Linked DNA regions of Homo sapiens: region 2 is linked to region 1. A link is a contact called in ENCODE Hi-C data. All regions are on one chromosome and are shown on one strand. The core of a region is the stretch at or near the end of the contact, and the rest is flanking DNA. Distances in the headings are between cores, read along the strand shown.

Region 1 (5,663 bases), core at 1,181-3,680:
GCAGGTGGCACTGAGTGTCATCGGCCTGCCTCACAGTTCTGGATGAGGCCACAGGTAAATTCAGATTCCAAAGGTTTATGAAGCTGGTATGACTTAGGACTCTTCTAGCTGCAAGAGACAAAAGCCTAATTCAGACTAGGTCAAACCAAAAAGGAACCATATTGACTCACATAACTAGCAAGTTGAAGGGGTGATGGCTTCAGGCATGGCGGGATCAAGGGGCTCAAATGGTCATCAGCATATGATCTCTCCATTTTTGGTTTCATCTCTGTTAGCTTCATTCTCTGAACAACTCTTCCTTCCATTATACAAAGAGAGCCAATGGCAGCACTGAGTGTAAAACTTGAGCTTTTAGAAATCCAGCAGAAAGATTTCCTCCCTCCTAAGAGATTCATCCAACATTCCTGAAATTCACTCTGATTGTCCCAGCTTGAGTCCCAGGGATGTTTCCAGAAATGAATCACTATGGCCAGGGGCATATGAGACCCCATGATCAGGCCTGGGCCACCTCCTCACTTCCAGAGTTTGAGAGTAAGTTGAGCCCCAAATCTTACGGAAAAAAGAGTGGGAGGAGGAAGAGTAGTATTCTGTGGCCAACCTAGAAAACCACAGAAATTCCTCCCACCTTCTGCTCAGGCCAGTGGGAAACTTGTAAGACAGAGTCCCAGTCCATGTGAGTGGCGAGTGGGGGCATCTTGGGAGGGGCCTTCCAAAGGCAAAGCCAGGCTGGTTTGGTGGAGTCCTTTCCAGAACCCATCTGCTTGTGTAAAGCCTAGCAGAGGCCACCTTCAGCAGCCCTCCCGGATACTGGTTAAAGTGTTGTTATTGTTTGAGACAGGGTCTCACTCTGCCACCCATACTAGAGGGCAGTAGTACAATCTCGGCTCACTGCAACCTCCACCTCCCGGGTTCAAGCGATTCTCCTGCCTCAGCCTCCTGAGTAGCTGGGACTACAGGCATGTGCCACCGTGTCCCGCTAATTTTTGTATTTTTGGTAGAGATGAGGCTTCACCATGTTGGCCAGGCTGGTTTTGAACTCCTGATCTCAAGTAATCCACCCACCCTGGCCTCCCAAAGTACTGGGATTACAGGCATGAGCCACTGCACCCGGACTTAAAGTGGTTTTTAAAAAGTGCCGTGTGAGACTTCCAAATAGTACTCACGGGGAGGGAAATGAAAGGAGAGGATTGGGGAAGAAACACCTTCTATTTTTTTTTTTTTTTTTTTTTTTTAGAGACAGGGTCTTGCTCTGTCACCCAGGCTGCAGCCTGGACCTCTTGGGCTCAAGGGATCCTCCCACCTTAGCCTCCTGTGTAGCTGGGACCACAGGCGTGCACCGCCACACCCAGCTAATTTTTTTTATTTTTTTGCAGAGATGGGGTCTCTCTATGTTGCCCAGGCTGGCCTCAAACTCCTGGGCTCAAGTGATCCTCCCTTCTCGGCCTCCCAAAGTACTGGGATTACAGGGGTGAGCCACCTCACCTGTACAGCTTCTTTGGAGAATGGGCCTGGGCAGGTCAAACAGGGGCCACTCTACACCATCATGGCACAGCAAGAGCTGGGCTATGTAGGTTCAGTATTCTTTGTCATTTAATCCTTGTGACGACCTCGTGTCATCATTGCTGTTTTACAGATAAGGAACTGAGGCTCAGAGAGGTTCAGTGTCACAGCTAGCATTTCACTTACATATCACAGAGCAAAGGCTCTCTTTGTCCAGAGACAACGTGCCTTTAGGTGATAGAGCTAGGACTGGAACCCAAGTCTATCTGACTCAAAGTCCACACAGCTTGTCCCCCATCCCGCAGGGACCTCTCCACGCTAGTGAGCCCCACGAAACCCCCTCAGTGCTTCGTTCCAGTCTTTTACCTTCAAGCCCAGTCAGCGAGTTCTTTATTTCCACAAATGGTGCTATTAAACTAATGGCTTCGGGAGCTATAGGCTGGCCTCGGCACAGTTACACATCTCTCCACCCACCATGTTCTGGCTTCCAAATAAATACATTGGAAATTCCAGGAGCCGAAGCCCATTTGGAAACGTTTCCGGGCCACCATTTTGCTTTGGGATGGGCAAGAAGAGACACCCTAAACTTGAACTCCTGTCTGTGCAGCCTCCAGCCGGCCAGGCGCTAAATAAGGCCACGGCCCGTTTCCTCCTTCAAAAGTCCCTTGTAAAGGGCGATAGCAGACCCCATCAGGCAAAAAGCTGAGAAGCCAGGGTTGAAATAGAGGCCTCTTTCTGTTTGGTCAATCAGCAGCTGCAAAGGATGCGTAGGATGGAGCTAAATTTATTTGTTCCTTTCTTTCTCAGCAACAGCGACGAGGCCCGAGGTGCAGCTGTCTCGCCTCGCCTGTCTTTTGCAGGCACCGGCATGCACAGAAGATGGCTCTCCGGGAGGAAGATTCCTTTCCATTTTGTTCTCTCTCTGCCTCCGCAAGGCTCGCAGCCACCTCTCGGGAGTGCAGGGCCAGATCCTGTGCCAGCGGGTAGGAATATGTAGCTGCCTCCCAGCCCCAGGGTGGAAATCATGACCTTTGAGAAGCAGGCAAGCTGCACGGCATAGATACTCAGGCCTGGTGAAGGCAAAGTGGGGCCACACCCTAGAAAAACCACAAAAGTCCCCACAGCCTCTGCTTTCACTAGTCAGACCTGTGGGAAACTTGTAAGACACAGTCCATGTGATCGGCGGGTGGGGGCATGTTGGGAGGGGCCTTCCGAAGGCCACAGCCAGGCTGGCAGGGCAGAGTCCTTTCCAGAATTTATCTGTTTGCTTAAAGCCCAGCGGAGGGGCCACCTTCAGTCAACCCTCCAGCATACTGGTCCAAGTAGTTTTTTCAAAGTGCTTTGTGAGACTTTCAAAAGGTACCCATGGGGAGGGAAGTGAGAGGAGGAGGAGGGGACGGTGAAGAAACAGCTTCTTTATTTCTAGCCTTGCTTGAATGGCTTCTTGACGGTTACTGCTCCAGTTTTGCTGAGTCAGAAGAATCCCACAGCCGCTCACCGGAAACACAGCTGTTGGGCAAAAATAACCACAGAGCTGAGCATCATGCACCTTCCAGAAAAGATGGCAGAAAACCTCAAAACAAAAGAGAAATACAAAACAATAGGAGACACTGTCAAGAAAAAAAAAACAAAAACAAAAACCACCGCAGCTCACTAACCGATCCAAGCTGGTGGCGCTCTCCTGATCTCTCTCCACTCCCAGGCCCAGCAACGGCTCTGAAATAAAGCTAAGTTTGGCTATATATATATATATATATATATATATATATATATATATATATATATATATATGTATGTATATGTATATATATATATTTAGATAGAGTCTTCCTCTGTCGCCCAGGCTGGAATGCAGTGGCGCGCTCTCGGCTCGCTGCAACCTCTGCCTCCTGGGTTCAAGTGATTCTCCTGCCTCAGCCTTCCGACTAGCTGGGATTACAGGTGCGCCACCACGCCCAGCTAATTTTTGTATTTTTAGTAGAGACGAGGTTTCGCCATGTTGGCCAGGCTGGTCTCGAACTCCTGACCTCAAGTGATCCGCCCACCTCGGCCTCCCAAAGTCTTGGGATTACAGGTGTGAACCATCACATCTGGCCTACTTTTACACTGTAGTGGGTTTAATAGTGTCTCCCCAGTCACACCTCCACCAAAAAAAGAAAAGATATGTCCACAGTCTAATGTGCTGCAGCACCTGTGAATGTGACCTTAATGGAGAAAGGATCTTTGCAGGTGTAAATTAATTTTAGGATCTCAAGATTGAATCATCCTAGACTACCTGGGTGGACCTCAAATCCAATGACAGGTATCCTTATAAAAGGAAGGCAGATCCAGCTTGGGCAACATAGGGAGACCCTGTTTCTACAAATAGTTTAAAAAAAAAAAAAGGCTGGGCATAGTGGCTTACACCTCTAATCCCAGCACCTTGGGAGTCCAAGGTGGGCAGGTCACTTGAGGCCAGGAGTTCAAGACCAGCTTGCCCAATATGGCTTAACCCCATCTCTACTAAAACTACAAAAATTAGCTGGGCATGGTAGTGTATGCCTGTAGTCCCCGCTACTTGGGAGGCTGAGACACAAGAATCACTTGAATCCGGGAAGCAGAGGTTGCAGTGAGCTGAGATTGTGCCACTGTACTCCAGCTTGGGCAACAGAGCACGACTCCATCTCAGAAAAAAAGCTGTGGGGGACAGTGGTGTGTGCCTGTGGTCCCAGCTACTTGTGAGGCTGAGACAGGAGGATCTCTTGAGCCCAGAAGTTCGAGGCTGCAGTGAGCTATGATGGCACCACTGTACTCCAGCCTGGGTGACCAAGTGAGACCCTGTCTCAAAATAAAAAAAAAAAAGTGTGGCAGAGGTAGATGGGTAGATTAGACACACAGAGAGGAAGTCCCAGAGGAACTTGGAAGTGAGGATTGGAGTTTTGCAGCTACAAACCAAGGATATTAGGGCACTCATAAGAAACTAACAGAGCCACCCCAGGCTTCTGTTTACCAGGTCCTCCCCTGGCCATCTCCTTCCCCTTGTCTGGGCTGAAAACATTCACAGCATCTTGTTTGCGTGGACACCGAGTTTCCCTTTCCCCAGACTTCATAACGATCAGGAAGCAGGATGGGGCCTTGAGGACTCCCGAGACTAAGGGAGGAGTCGAGGGTCCCTGGTTGTAGATAAGTCTTGGCCACAGGCCAGGAGTGTGACCTCATTAACCAGCAGCCATTAGCCATTCACTGAGGCAGCTGGATCCTGGTTCTGCCCCTTACTAGCTGTGTGGCCTGGGGTAAGGTATTTACCCTCCCTGGGCCTCTGTCTCCTCATCTGTCCAATGGAGATAATTAGAAAACTTCCCTTACACAGTTGTTGTAAGGATGGAGCAAGTACATGCAAAGCTGTTCTTGAACGAGGCTGGACTCTGTGCTTCTTATTGTCCAGTGCTTTACACAAGTGTAGTAAGGCTATTGTTTTTCCCTGTCAGCATCTATGACACTATCTTTTGCTTCAGCATCCTGGCTTGCCTTCGGGAGACCATCTCTCTTCCACCCCCTCATTCCAGGAGAGGGTATATCACCCAGACCTGACCAGTCAGACTCAGCTCAGTTCAGGGATGGGAATGTGATCCAAAGTGGGTCCATCAGAGCAAATAGTTGCCGAAACTCGTAGGGAAAAGAAATTCACTTTCTCTTGGTTCCACTATGTGGTGGGATATGAGCGTGGAGCATCTCTGCTGCTACCTAGGGAGAGGCTGCCTGAGACCGATGCCAAAACCCCAGAAAGCAGAGATAAAAGATAGTGGGAGAGTCCTGACAACAATATTTGTATCCCTGGATCCACCTGTGCCTGAAACCATCCGTAGCTCCAAACTCGCAAGTTCCGTGAAACAATAAATCTTTATGTTTAAGACAGTTTGAGTTGATCACTTGTAAACAAAGGCATCCTGACTCATGCAGTGTCTTATGTGATAATCTGAGCAGGAGGTAGACCTCTTATCCCTATTTTATGAGAAGAAACTGAGGCTTAGAGTAACTTAATCACTTGCATAAAATCACTAGTAAGTCCAGGGCTGTCGTCTGATCCATGTAGCCCTGGGAAGGTAGAACGATGATGTGCTTGGTGCATGCCTTGGGAAAGTCACATAAATCTCAAGGCTTTGAGTGGCCAATCTGTACCATAA
Region 2 (5,663 bases), core at 1,182-3,681, 580 kb after region 1:
TGGTTAATATCAGATGAAGGCAGCCACATTAAGCCACGTTAAGTCAGGGGGAAGAGAGAGCCAAGAGGTGATAAAGCTGGCTACGATTGCTGGCACCAATAGGTTAATGGCTTGCTAAGCTTTAGAGGGAATCATTGCCAGAGGAATTGCAAGCTTGTTGTACAAATAAGTAAATAAAAGTCTTGGACAGGCCCCTAAAGCTGCACCCAGCAGGAAGTGGAGTGTGAAAGTTGGCCAGCACCCCGGCAGGATGCACCCGACACCCACTTCTGAGGAGACCAGAGAGGATGAGATTTGAGGAAGAACTTCCCAGAGGGCAGGGAGTTCCTCCCGGAGAGCAGAGTCAGGGCTTATGCAAGAAACGTCACCCCCGGCCATGACAAAGGCAGGGGTCTTACCAAGGTCCCCCGCGAGTGGGATTTCATCCCTGCTAGAGACCAGCAACTTGTTTCATTCTTTCTTTTTCTCAAATGGGAGTTCTTATTGCAGCTGCCGTCCCTGCTTCACCTCTTAATGGGAATTGGGGGTGGGGGATCCCGGAGGCGCCACGCTGGGCTGATGGAGGGAACTTGCACGGCCCAGGGAAACTGGGCTGAGTAGGATGCAGGGACCGCGGAGGGCTCTGGGGGTGAGGCACACACAAGTCTGTGCCCACCAAACCTTTTCTCTTCCTTTCGGGCCCACAGGAAACCATTTGGCACCTCCTCTGGAACGAAGGTGTGGCCGGCCACTTGAGATCTGGCTGTTGAGGCAGAGGTAGTGCATGTGACCCACGCGGTGAGAGGTCTGCTCCCCGCTGCTGCAGCCATCTGCGGTGGAGACCGTGAGTGTACACAGACAGTGCCATCTGAAGGGAACTCCACTGCCTCTATGTGCTACTTAGGCAGGGGCGACTGAGCCGGAGACTGCAGAAATGTGTCCGTCCCCACGGACAGCCTGGCTTAGCTGTCCGTGGCTGTCTCCTGCGGTGGAGGAGCACACTGGAGTGGCCCGTGCAGTGGACCAGAGCTTCCACCCACACTGTGTTCTGTCTCCTTTCCTAGAACACAACTGGACGTTTCCCACCTCCGTGCAAAATGAGTGGACATAAGGGGTGCCACTTCCACACCTGGCTCATGGAAGCTCCCAGATGGTCTCAGCCCTCCATGCTCCCCGCTACTTCAGGCGGGATGGAGATGGACGGCTCAGGTTGCTCTGATGCCTGCCTGCATAAGGGCTGCCCTGCCAGCCCATTCCCCTGCCCAATATTATGGAAGCAAAAACGTTCTATGGTGTTTGAGCCATTGTTGCTTTTCGGGTCTATTTATTACAGAACTAGCAGAGCCCTAATACAGTCATTGCTACGTGGCCATAATACATGTATTCTATAATTGCGCCTAATTTTATTCACCGGAGGGACGTCCTTTACTTTCAAGATTCTAAATTTTTCAGAAATGCAACATTCAAGGTTAAAGTCGCTGCTAGACCAAGGCTAAACCGTGGCGAGGTAGTTGCTTGCGCCGCAGAGTGTGGGTGTGAACAGCTGGAGCTCAGTGGTTCCTGGAGACTCAGGGACCACCTGTATTCCACATCCGGCTTCCCACCCACGCACACGCAGTATGACCTGGGTTTCCCCTTTATACAGTGGAATGCTAAGTGCCTACACCCTAGCCGGGGTCAGCCAACTATGGCCTGTGGGCACCATCCCACCTGCAGCCTGTTTTTGAGCTAAGAATGTTGTTGACACTTTTAAAAACAGAGAACATGTGACAGTCTGTACGTGGCCTGCAAAGCCTAAAATCTTTACTATCTGCGTCTGCTTTATAGGATTGCTGGGAGGATTACAAAGACTTTATTAGGCCAGTGCCCGGCTCAAAGTTAGCATGCCACACAAAATAATACGTACAGTACAGCTATTCACGTCTCCAAAAAGCAATTGTCCCACATCCAAATTTTGCATTTTGTCCAGTTGATGTCTCTCCTTCCCTCCAAAAAAAAAAAAAAAAAAAAAAGACAAAATAAAAACACGAAGAGCTGCATCTTGATCATCATGGACAGATACTTTTCAGTTAAAAAGTTGCTGGTAGTCTGAGTTCACTTACTTGGAGTATGGACTAAGGAGGGGAAAGCAAAGAGATGCGACATCAGCAGCAGAAAGCCTGCGACACGGCAGCTCTGCTCAGTTTTCTCCGTGGGGAAAGATCGGAACACTTACAAATGAGAACGGGACTTTAAGTAGATAGTATGCAATGGAAAACTGAGCCGGCAACAGTACTTAATGCTGGTTTTCTCAATAAAATCATTTTGCTGTGTAAACGCGCTTATAATGGGGATCTGTTATGAGTCTCAGGCAGGCGACATGAAAGCCGGCCTTTCAAAATCTGATTAGGTGGATAATGTTTGCAAACATGACGCCTGGCAAAACCGGTCTGATTCTAAGGTAAACTCATTTTGGACATAACTGATGTCTCACTGAGACAGCTTTTCAAAGCATGTCTGCAAACACCGGACCCCCGGGGACGGTGCGTGCGTGTAGGGGAGGGAAATTCCAGGGTTTCATATATCAAGATGACACACCCGCTGCACACTTCTCTTAGAAAGTCACGACGCACAGTACTGTGCGTCACAGGTATTGAGAAACACCACCATAGAGTCAATTGACTTTGTTTAACCTATAACCTTTTTTCCTCCCACATAGTAGGTAGTAACATCACACGGAAACAGTGCTCTGAAGACATTCTGGACACATCGTATACAGCACAGCCATTCAAATCAACGGCAACAGAACGCACGAAGAACCTGGTTTTCTTTCAAAGCATGAGCAGTTCTCATTTTACAACATGTGTTTTAACATAATTCAGAAAGTGCAATCTTTGCATGACAACCAGATAATTCTCAAAGGTTACTAGTGAGCTGATAAAATTAACGTTTGGCAAGGAGGTCATGGTTTACAGGTAGGCTGTCCGCTCACCAATGCTCAGAAAAATTCAGCAGAACATACTTTTCATATTTAGATCCGAAGAGAGGTGAGAGACATTCTACTCAAGTCATGGCTGGGCTTTCTGTCCTCAAACGAAATTGGGCAGGCCATTTGCGTGGTTTCTCTGGATAAGTTCCATTTATTAATCATTGTACAAAAAAATCTTGGCATTCATTTGAAGAGAAAAGAAGTTGCTATATCCAAATATTTAACATTTTAACATTGTGAAAGTTCAACGTTTATAACAGGGCTTTTTAAAATGGAGAAAAGTTTTGGAAAATTTTTAAAAAGAAACTTATGATTTATTAGAGTACAGGATCCAAAACACGTTTTTAGAAAAATATAAAGTGCCCAAATACCAACTTACACAGGTGATACAGGCTTCCTGGAGCCCCATGAAGCATTCATGAAGAAAGACATTTAAAAACAGTCTAGATACATATGTACAGCTGGGTCAGTAAAGGTAAAACCATCTTTCTTGACTTTGATGTGTCTAAGAAAAAAGGAAATCAATCAAACCAGAAAACCAACAATTGCAACTCTCAGCATGCTCAGGTTCTTATTAATGCATCTCATTCATATTAATTAATTCCGTATTATCAAACTTTCCCCTTTAAATGAAAGTAGTGTACAATCCTCCCAACCTTGGCGGGCCAGGTGCTGTGAGTGGTTACGTTTCCAGATGCAGGTTCAAATCCTTTGACTTTGGATTTGACTGATGAGGAACATGGACAGTGGATTAAATAGCTCATTCAGGCTGGAGGAGCCAGGGGCCAAATCCCCATCTCTTTCTAGTAACTGCTTAAAGCCTTCCCTTGCTATGAAGTGGTCTCAGGTGGCTTTCCAAACCTTGGTCACCCCAGGGTTTCCAAAGGGTAAACAAGCAGCAGGCATTCAACATGGGTGAGAATACTGCATGCAGATGGACAGACAGGTGCAGAGACAGGCCCCTAACGCCCCATTCACTAGAGCAACTGCATTATTTTAAATGTTGAGAGCAAAGTAACTAGGTCCTAACTTCGGAAGTTAGCTTCTATCGATTAATGACAAGATTAGCTCGCTTGAGAACTGGCAGGCCGAGAGTTGGTGGAGCTCCAGAGCTGCACAAAGGCGTGCAGTTACTCTGGGCTCAGTTACTGAGAACTTCGGAAAGGAGCCAGTGCCGTCCGAACACACGGTCAGGCTTTCCCAGAAGACGCCACAACAGGCTTCGTCCTGCTGCCGTCAGGACCCTGGCGGCTTGGAAAAGCAGATTCCAACACGCACATCTCCTTTCACACAAGTCCAACACTCTTCAAATGAAAGACATTCTCTCTCTTTCTAACCTGCCACATTCAAACAGGCCTTGAAGTGACTCTAAGGAATAACAAGAGGTGTGAAACCACTTTTTTTCCCTTCAAAACCTTTTTTTTTTTTTTTAAGGTTCATTAATTTTTTTTTTTCCTGATTACAAAAGCAAAACCTCATTTTTTGGTCTTTGAAGACCATGGAGTATGACTTCTAAGAGCAAACATTAACATCAGATTTGTATGTCTCACTACAAAAAGAACCCATCACTGATGTAAGACCTACTCATGATACTGAAGTAGATTTTTTAAATTAAAAAATAAAAGTAGTCATTTAAAATGGAGGAATTGTAGATGAGTATGGAAAAATCCATTCACAAAGTTCACTATTTGCATTTTCTAAAAGAATTTTATGTAATAAAATAGAAAACTAATGATTTATAGAGATGTGCATAAACTCAAGAGAGGAATATGGAAGGGAAAACTGTGTTATATTCCCATTTAAATTTAAAAAAAAAAGATAAAACACTTGAAATCTGTGTTTCACATATTAGAAAAAAATAAATTCAAATGATTCTAATTACCATTAGCTTGTTAATGTCTCCATCTCTAAGATGCTGCCAAGATAGCACACAACTTTACCTCTGAATATGCAACTAACTTCAGGGTAAAAAGACACACAGTCCTCACTCGGGACCGAACACGTTCCACAGAGAAATCAGAAGGAAATTATTGCAAATGCATAACCCCATCTGTCCAGCCAAGGAAATGTTCTGAGACAAATGCAGACAGACAGGGGAATGGAGTGAATACAAAGAATGATTACAGGAGCGTCGACTGTGAGACCTCATGAAGACAGAATGTCACAAACTGTCACCACAGGACAAGCATACAAGCCATGCCACTGACACAGTGCCTTTCAGATTAATTCACTAGTGTAGGCGGAGAGCAACATTGTCTTTGCAGCTGGGGAAGAGCACACGGTATTTAAACTTAGTAGGAGGCAACCAGCACTACTGGTGGAGTGGCTTTCCTGGTGCAGCAGGTCCCGAGGGCTCCGTGGAGACGTCTTCTTCCGGAGTCCCGTTCTCTTGGAAGATAGCAGCAGCAGCAAAGGTGCAATGTCCTCTCTAGACTTTACTCATCTATGTTCTCTTTCTTTGCACTGTAAATATTCTGCACCGTTTCATAGACAAACTCCAGATCTTCTGGATACCGGATCTCCAGCTCTGCGTTTGGGATGTAGTGAGTGCCAGTAAACTCTGAGAAATAGCGTCCCACGTCAGGGTGTGAGATTTCTTGAGGCTCCACGTTATATTCCAAGTTTTCTGTTGGTAAAGAGGCACACGGGCATTCTCATTACAATGTCCATTGCTGCCACACCTTTCATCCAGAGAACCTCCCATCACCCCTTCCAG

Evidence for each region. Hi-C counts contacts between places; a loop is a spot of excess contacts on that map. Pooled maps may share reads with other maps.
Region 2: a map with no recorded cell type shows a loop between it and region 1 (17-fold over the local background). The contact joins the enhancer-like site here to the promoter of MAP1LC3B2 in region 1. A Hi-C loop is called at or near these places in 1 of 168 maps with a recorded cell type or tissue (lower leg skin), 2 of 37 single-sample maps with no recorded cell type and 2 of 50 pooled maps.

Annotation. Positions count from the first base shown.
Region 1 is chr12:116,556,951-116,562,613 of GRCh38, forward strand. MAP1LC3B2 (microtubule associated protein 1 light chain 3 beta 2) reads left to right here and starts at 2,431. Exons shown (of 2, transcript NM_001085481.3): 1 at 2,431-2,483. RefSeq lists enhancers at 1,926-2,435, 2,275-2,614, 2,835-2,884, 2,925-3,024, 4,514-4,808 and a silencer at 4,514-4,808.
Region 2 is chr12:117,140,705-117,146,367 of GRCh38, forward strand. It overlaps FBXO21 (F-box protein 21), which reads right to left. Exons shown (of 12, transcript NM_015002.3): 12 at 1,287-5,573. The coding sequence ends at 5,383. TESC-AS1 (TESC antisense RNA 1) reads left to right here. Exons shown (of 3, transcript NR_120464.1): 3 at 687-785. Among named protein-coding and RNA genes, the nearest start is that of TESC-AS1, 44 kb to the left of the region's middle. RefSeq lists enhancers at 2,088-3,287, 2,688-2,767. Within about 2 kb of position 2,432, at least 7 of the 41 ENCODE cell types and tissues checked have a DNase peak (open chromatin) inside an H3K27ac peak, as active enhancers do.